Linked DNA regions of Homo sapiens: region 2 is linked to region 1. Evidence: chromatin loops called from intact Hi-C (ENCODE). Cell type or tissue: chondrocyte. All regions are shown on one strand. Each heading gives the region's core, and the rest is flanking DNA. Links, peaks and the distances in the headings are about the cores only.

Region 1 (4,398 bases), core at 135-4,134:
GGCTGTGTTTACAAATTAGCACCAGGGCTGCTGAGATAGAAGATTTTGCAATCATTACCAAACACAGGCATTACCATTTAAAAAACTATTGCTTCCTTCTCTAGTCTTTGTCCAACAATAATACTGATTCGAACATTTTCCATTCTGTCTTGGATTTATGCTCCTGTTAATTGTGCCTGATCGCAATGATTCCGGGTGGATGGTACTAAGTTGCTTTATTACAGGTTTTATTATACTCAATGCTCTCATTTGTAACTTGCCTAAAGTGCTTCTGGATTTAAGTATAATTAAATTGAGAAATGTTCAGAAATGACTACTGCTGCAGTTCTTGTGTTTTAACTATATGGGGAAATATGATCCCTTTATGCATGCACCCTAAACCCATAAAGTAAATGTAGTGTGGCATAATACTTTTATTTGTGTTATTTCTAGACCTTGTCCATACAGGGAAGACTGTTAAGTTTAAAACCCCACTGAGATATTAATGATTAAATAATTTTCACCATCGATTTGATTTTCTTAAATATTTAGCAGTTATACTTACTAAAGGTTAACTGTTGCAGCAATGGGAAAAAATTGAAAACAACCTTTTTCTTGACCCAAATTCCTTTGAAAGAATTTTTTTCTTAAAAGATGGGGGAGGGAGAGGGAAAAACAGCAACTGGGTTTCCTTGTTTTTGTTTAATCTTTTAGTTAGTTTCTCCTACTGACCAATTTTGCCACAAAGAGTGAGTATACAGGTGTTAAGAATTCACCTTGAAATTTTTGCAAAGTAGAGCAATTCTCATTCACAGTAGTTCCAAAAGCTTGCAACATTATTTTGCAATTCAAATATTTTCAAAGAACAAGCAAGGAAAAGATTCAGAGTGCTTTGGGAAAGGGAACTAAAATAATCATAACTCCCAGTTCATGTTTAAATTGCTCTTATATAAATTAGTGCTCCTCTCACTTCCAAAAAAATGCACTGTTAAGTATCAGTTTCTAAAAACATGTAAGTATGAACACACATATACAGACATACAGTGCTCACTAAACCTTATACTGGATCAAGTGCCCACTTTCCTGCCTTCCATGCAAGGGCTGCTAAACATAACCAACAAATTTCAGTGACTAACTGGGCCAAATGAGAGATGTAATAAATTTTCTATTTTCCTACGGAACTTAAATAATGTTTTAAATTCACCAAGCAAGGAGGTAAGTTCATCTGACCATTTTCCTTACAATCTAATGTAGTAATCATTAAACTGTCAACGGACATACTGCTGCAATATTTGATGCAGTAATTTGAAATAGCATTTTAGTAAAAATCACATCCAGATACATTTCCTCTCCAAAGAAAAGCAGCTTTAACAGAAGCCTTTACAGCTTTAATAAAATTATTGGCTTGCTCTAATTCCATTTCAGGAGGGTTGTGAGGAAACCATAAATATATAGAATTGAAGCAGAGGTACTGGTTTAAGTTTAATTCCAGAAAGTATTTTCAAATTATCAATAGCCTGGTTTGCATTGTAAATAGTAAATGTGCTAATGCCATGCTTATTTAGAAATCATTTTAAACTGCATTTATTGATAACTAAATTAGAACTCAAATAATGTATTACCCAATAGTCTCGAAACATTTAATTTAATATGGAGTGTAGCAGGTTCTGATAGGCGTTGGGAACCTAGCTAATGATTTATGAGGTCACCACTTAGCACCCCTAGTAAGAAGAAGGCTGCATTTTAATGTCCCTCTGCTTGGATTTGCTACTTAGTTTTTCTTTAATCAGGATAGGGTGTACACATAACTTTTAGGTTTCACTTGTGCTTATAAAATCCGGTTAAAATGATCTTAGTGTGTCTTTTACACTTCCTTTTACATTTTGAGGACATTTAATGAGCTCTTTTGGTTGCATTTAACATCATTCCCAGGACAGGGAGAAATCTCCACGCCAGACTCAGCGATGGAAGTAGATCTTTTAGCAATTGAGACAGTTTACTGTCGTCGAGAGGAAGATATTGTTAATGGTGACATTCGTCTGATTTATCTGTGTTGGTGGAAATGGTAATGCAGGCATTGTTTGAGGGAGCTCCAGAAACCATTGTTCTGGGGTAGAACTCGCAACTACTTTGTGTGGTTCCTCAAAACGTCCCTCACTCTCCGCCTCCGAATAAAATGTTTTTATAAGGAAATACTAGGGAGAACCCGGGCCCACCGACTGTATGTTCCAGGTATCCTTTCTGGGGTAGGTAAGTAGGGGGCTGTGTTCCCTCCCGCGCTGGTTGCGCGGCCTCTTACCGGGACCTCCTCGATGGCGTGAGGTAAGGAGTGGATCGAGAGGTCTCCGAGTCCTGAGCTGAGCGCGTGTGGGCCGTGCAGGAGGTCCTCGTGCCGCCTGTAGTCCCTGCGAGGATCCAGGCCCGACAGCTGGTGAGGCAGCCCCCGGTGCGTGTGCAGGAGCCCAGACTCCTGGCTCTGCCTCTGGCCGGGCCAGCCTGGGTGCTGCGGCTGCGGCTGGGCGTGCAGGGGGTTCAGGCTGTAGGGGTCGTTGACGTGGGAGTAAGGATCTTGCGACTGGGGGTAGATAGGCTGGTAGGGTGGGGGGAAGTATGGGGGCTGGAAGTCGGCATTGGGGGTGTGGGACAGCGGCGGGGCGCTCGTGTAGGGAGATTGACCTACAGTGCCCAGCTGGGGCAACCGTGCCGTCCCGTTGCTGGTGCCGTCGTGACGGTCCTAGAAGAGAGCGAGAGGAAAGGTAAAGAACAAGGAATCAGGCGTCGAGCTACAACTATCCACACAAAATCCACTTGACAAGTCTGCGTGGGAAATCGCCCGTTCCCGTTGGCTGGCCGCCGGGAAAAAATCAGCTCTAAGTTCTTTTCAGGAAATACCCTCAAGTGAAACAGACCGAACAACGCAGAGAAACTGTATATGGAGGGGGCACAAGAGACTATTTAGGGGTTTCTTTCAAAGAGAGGAAAAGATAGAAAAGGGTCTCCTGGAACACAGCCCATTAAACTGCAGCGTGAAATCTCTCTTAAGCAAAATTAAAATTCCTCCTAAATACTAAACAGCAGAAGCGGCCTTTTCTTTTCCCCCGATTTGAACCTGTCTGCCACTGCGTTATTGTTTATTCTCTTCCATTTATTTGGAGAGAAAAAAATCATAAACGTTCAAAGACTGTTACCGTTTCATGACTACTTAAATAGAAACATATTTCGCAGAGGGGCTGTAACAAAAACACACGTTTAAATTACCAGCTTAAAGAAGGTTTTAACTGCAGGATCGGGGTCTGTCTTTTTCGCTTCCTCTGTTAGGAGCCTTTTTCTCGACAGAGTCGATTTATGGTTTGGATAGGGAAAGGGGGACGTCAAGTCAAGGTTTAAAATAGAAAGATTCAGCCTTATTGGGTTTAAAAGAGAGAGGTGCACCCCGGGGCTGTGGCCCCCCCCCCCCGCCCCTTCCACCCCAGCCCCAAAGGGCAGAAGAAACGCCTGACTTTAGGTTTCTCTATTGCAATTCCCTTGCAAAACAAGCGAAGAGAGTTGATTCCAGAGACCGCGAACCCTCGGCGGTTCGGCCGCAGGTCCCGAGGGTAGGGGGCACACCGCGCTGCACTTTTCCTGCAGACAGTTTAAGCATCAAATGTTGAGAACATCTCGGGGACAAGTGAAGACTCAAGGAAATCAAGATGAACGTGGGGAGAAACACGCCTTGGGAAGCCGCGGCGAGGTAGGTCTGCGTGCTCGGAGAGGTCGAGCGGGGGCTGGGGTAGGGGGTAATGCACTCGATTTAGGGATGGAAAAGAGCGAGAGAAAGGCGGAAGGTGGGGTGGGGGATGCAAATGGAGAGGGTGTCCTGAAGGAAAGCTGGGCGTGAAACCCGAGGTTTCGGGCAGCTCCACGGCACCAGGTTTCCAGAATCCAATTCCTAAAGAAACAGCAACGGGGGTGGGGATGGGACTCACCATGGCTGAAAAACTGTGAACTAACATCTGCGAAGAGTCTGGGGTAACGAGTCAGGGTGGAAAAAAACAAGCAAGCCTGGAGCGCCCGGCTGCCCCGCCGCCCGAGCGCGCCCCACACAAAAGGCGCCGAGAGCCCCGCGCCACCCAGGACTCCAGTCACGGCGCCGACGCTCCCCGGAGCGCGGGAGCCCGGCTCGGATCCATCCGAACTTGAACCACCGATTCGCGCGGCGCCTTCAGCTGGTCGAACCCACGGTCTCTATCCTGCCGCGACTGGTTATGATTCAAAGTTCTTTAAAAATGAAAAACCCCAAAAAAGGAAAAAGGAAAAAGTATGTGTGAGTGTGTGGGTGCGTGCGTGTTCCTTAATCCGTGTCTCCCCCTCTTTTCTTAGCGGCGGCTTCGCTTGAGCTTCTAATAACCGCGCTGGGCAGCGTTCCTGGAGCCTCCT
Region 2 (4,398 bases), core at 125-4,124, 890 kb before region 1:
CTCTTTTAAATATCATCAAGTATATGACATTCAGATTATGCTAACTTTACTAACTCTAAGTTCTTACAAAGATGATTAATTTCTTCTGCATGAAAATTTTAGCCTCTAAACATCGACTAAACCCATTTGGACATATATTTCCAATGATGACTAAATGCACTGATATATTTTATCTAAACAGAAATTCAAAATAACTTCTATATCCCATAGCCCTTACCATCAGTCTTAGTAAAAACAGATCAATAGAAAACAGTATAGCAGAACAGCAAACATAAATACTGAAACCTTATTTGTAGATCTTTGCTATAAATGTAACACCCACCACACACAGGGAGAGATACTGGAAATAGCTTTCTTCTGTAATAAGTACACTGCTCCTTGGGAGAAAGGTAAACTGCATTATGAGATTAAGATCAACACAATGAAGTTACTTTCTAAGGGTCTCATACACCCAAGTTTATGTTGAGGAGGAAAATGTCCTTTTGGTAATTGAACTAAAAATCTAATGGACATGATGGATGCTTGATTGTGTCCAAATGGCATGAAAGCATCCTAGGAATTCCATACAGAATTCAGTTAACTATTTTATGAAAGTGGGAGAAAAAATCGAAATAAAAATTGAATTTCAAAAAATTGAAATTGAAATGTGAAGTGAATTGATCAGCTACTGTTTTAGTCTGTTTTGCATTGCTATAAAGGAATCCCTGAGACTGAGTAATTTATAAAGAAAAGAGGTTTATTTGGCTGACAGTTCTGCAGACCATACAAGCATGGCACCAGCATCTGCTTGGCTTCTGATGAGGCTTAAGTAACTTACAATCATGGTGGAAGGCAAAGGGGGAGCCAGCATATCACATGACGAGAGAGGAAGCAAAAGGGAGATGACAGGCTGTTTAAAGAACCAGCTCTCCCGTGAACAAACAGAGCGAGAACTCACTTATTACTGCGGGGACAGCACCAAGCCATTCATGAGGGATCCTCCCCCATGAACCAAACACCTCCCACAAGGACTGCCTCCAACATTGGTCACATTTCAATGTGAGATTTGGAGGGGACAAATATCCAAACCATATCAGCTGTTTTGGAAACATGTAGCTCAGAACATTATGGTGATTGGATTTTAACATTTCGGCTCAAATATAAAACATGGGCTAATATGAAATCCAGGCATATCACCATATAAACAGAAGTCTCATCTTGATTTCAAAGATTTTTTTCCTGCATTAGTAGCCCATTATTGTTCTGTATGTGTCTCAACCGTTTGTCTTAATGTGTCAAATTTACAACGTTGCTAAGAATATGAGTCACATCCTTAAATACCACATATTCATGAAAAAATCCTCGGAAAGTGAGTCATTCAATGAACTATTGGGGGAAATTTTTAAACTTAATAAAGAATACCTTTTTAACAGGATAACTTGTTTCTCTTCTGACTGCCATGATTCTGTCTCACAGACTTCCACAGAAAATATCAAAGATTTTAGCTGAATAAATAAACAAAAGACCAGGCAGATAAACTGACTTCTCAGGCCCAAGGTAGTGACCTGTGTGACAATTTGGTCTTGGAGGCCTGATGTGAAAACCTCTTGCAGCCTCTGGGTAACGATGATTTGATTCCTATCTCCCCCATAGCCATTCTCAGCCTCTCACCTTGTGGGCTTTCCCTATGCACTGCACATAATCGGCAAATCAGTGGGGTTTTCCATTTCTGTCTCTTCTTCATAATTTGTTTTTCCCCTTTACTAATCTATTCAGTTCTCCAGCCCACTCACGTGATTTTGCATGATAAAGTTACAACAGGAAGACTATTAAAATAGCAGCAAATACTTTCTTTAAGCCAGGTGTATGTCATCTTTTGACACATATTGTCTCTCTTGATTATCACAACAACCATCCCAGGTAACTATTATTATTATATTATTAATCCCATTTTACATGTATAAATGTTACACCAAAGAAACATAACTTGCAGGATAATCAAAGAAGGATTTTATTTTGATCTTTCATGTGTATTATATGGGGCTTGTTTTTCCCCTATGCTTGGATGCAATTTTTGACAAGTCCTCTGGTTTTTCTGCTTACAGGCAAATAATGAAATCAGTTTCTGTTCAGTGATTAAAAAGATCATCTCCACATAGTGGTACCATCCTCAAATTTAATAAGTAAGGGCTTCTTGCCATTGTCCAGCCCAGGCCTGTGTAGTAAGAGGGCTGGTTACTCTCCCCTCCCCTGCCTTATACATTACCTCCTCTTCTCCATCCCACCGAGCTTGGTTTCGGACCCTCCAGAATGGGAGAGAGGGAGAAGTTTGGGCAGAAGGGAGAAGAGCAAAACGTCTTATTAGATTAATATTGTTGGGAAATTGCATTGGTTCTTGAACTTGGCAGATATTTTATGTGACTCTTTTGTGGGTCATTTCTAGTGCCTCCTCTTACATTGTTAAGGATTCGTCTTCAGCAATTACTTTAATTTATGCAAATACAACTCTTCCTGTAGGTCACATGGTCACAGTGTCCCTAACGGTCTAGATCAGTGGCCTTGCCTGTGTACACAGCCCTGTAGAATCTCAGGCCTACCGTCATCATAATATTTATTACACAACATTTGAATTTACACAACATTTGAACATTTGAAAATGTTCTTTGTTCATTAGAAAGCTCTCTCCAACACAATCTAAGATAATCTCAGCCCAGCTCTTTCATGCATGCAGCCACATCTGGGACAAGGAGTAGAATTCACAGGACCCAAGGCACAATCCAAAAATTATCTTCAGCCTTTTTTTTTTTTTCAGTGTCAGAGCTAGATGGTCAGAAAAGTGCTGCAAAACTGGTTTTCCCACGTTTTTTGCTTTGGTATGTGCCATTTATTGACTGGAAACACCACTAAAATTGTTCTTCGTTAACATTCTATTATTGTTGAAAACATCATGCAAAAGGTAATAAAGATTAAGTAGTTTTAAAAGTGACAATACATTTTCTAGCTTTTGTCTGATCAAAGAGAACTGTCGTTTTGAAAGAGGATTCACTGCTGCAAAATTATCAGTGTTTTGCCACTATCGTTTTTCTAGTTCAAGACAAAACAAAAACCTTCTAACAGGTTATATCTTTAAAGCATTGGAAAGATGACATTTCATATCAGTAACAAACTGGACTAAACAGTAGTCAGTACTGGCATTCATGAAAGAAAAAGACATAGCCTATTGGAGGTAAAGCTGCACTATCATTCACAATGGATAAGAGTCCCCAACAGCTCGGTCAACTATAATCCCAAATATAATTTTTTCTTGCAAATACTTTTATAAACACTTGGAACACATTAGTACATTTCTTAGAACACAACTGAAAAAAAAAGACAAAACTCTGATTGGTTTCTAACATCCTGGAAAAATATAAGAATTGCTTTGTTAATGTTGAATTTGTGTCACAAGAGAGGTTCAATATTCTGAGCCTGGGCAAATGATCTACACATGTGAGTGTATGTGAGTGTGTGTGTGTGTTGTGTTGGGTGTGCATATCTACTTGTGATATGAAAACTGGCAACATACCCACCAGCAATTTGTGTCAATCTAAAAATGAAGAACAGAATAAAAGTGTAGACAAGAGAAACATGACTATCTAGAAATCAGGTGGGCAGATCAAGCTTCAAATGCCTTCCTTGCTTCAAACATATGCACGTGGCAGATAAAAAGTAAAAAACGAGAAAAACTAAGAGGACATAGCCAGAATCAAAAATACAGTAAACATCTCTGTTGCCAGAAAGAGAGCAGAAACATAAAATGGTGAGGGGCAAGAAATGAAAAGTTGAATGCAGGTCGTGGCGACTGAGTTTGTCTGAAGGAAAATGGAGATTAAACTTCAAATAGAATTGAAAAGAAGAAGAAAAAAGCCTCCTCACAATTTGAAACCTGAAAGTAAGACAAAAAGTCATCACTAATCTCTGTCTGCAGCCATGACTCTTGGAACATAACACATCAAGAAACCAAGTGCAGATTTTCAACCAGGAGCTAAGTCAGCTGCCCTCTGAGCTCATTCCTGAGATATGTGATATCCCCAGCCTGGCTTTGAGTCAGGAAAGCTGCTTCTATGACTTGACCTGATTCTGGATTAGGCTATACATATAAACAGAAAATCATTGGACAGGGAGGGCTTAGCACAGAGATGGGGAGTAAAGGCTTTGGGATGGTTCCACTCATTGCCAGCATATAAACCAAATTTCTAAGGCATGTGAATAAGAAAGTGAATAAAGTAAGTTAAAACCACTTGGAATAAAAATGTGTTATAGGTTAAATGAATTGTATAGATGAGTCTGACCAGGCTTTTGAGATATGTATTAAACGTTCAAAAGGAAAACATGAATTCTACTTATTTTTTAAAACTTGTAAAACAAAACCAGTCACAA

What was found. Peaks named below come from ENCODE experiments on the same cell type or tissue, not always from the same donor. Only the 100,000 strongest peaks of a DNase experiment are listed, where the experiment ranks them.
Region 2: it touches region 1 in a loop (13-fold over the local background); 5 of 110 quality-filtered maps call a loop at or near these places.

Annotation. Positions count from the first base shown.
Region 1 is chr6:10,407,623-10,412,020 of GRCh38, forward strand. TFAP2A (transcription factor AP-2 alpha) reads right to left here. Exons shown (of 7, transcript NM_001372066.1): 2 at 2,279-2,713. It overlaps TFAP2A-AS2 (TFAP2A antisense RNA 2), which reads left to right. Exons shown (of 1, transcript NR_145448.1): 1 at 1-305. Among named protein-coding and RNA genes, the nearest start is that of TFAP2A-AS1, 2.5 kb to the right of the region's middle. In chondrocyte, for the core only: no CTCF peak of the experiment used is centred there; a DNase peak (open chromatin) is centred at 2,395.
Region 2 is chr6:9,519,640-9,524,037 of GRCh38, forward strand. No RefSeq gene overlaps it. Among named protein-coding and RNA genes, the nearest start is that of HULC, 870 kb to the left of the region's middle. RefSeq lists enhancers at 713-792, 1,199-1,248. In chondrocyte, for the core only: no CTCF peak of the experiment used is centred there; no DNase peak of the experiment used is centred there.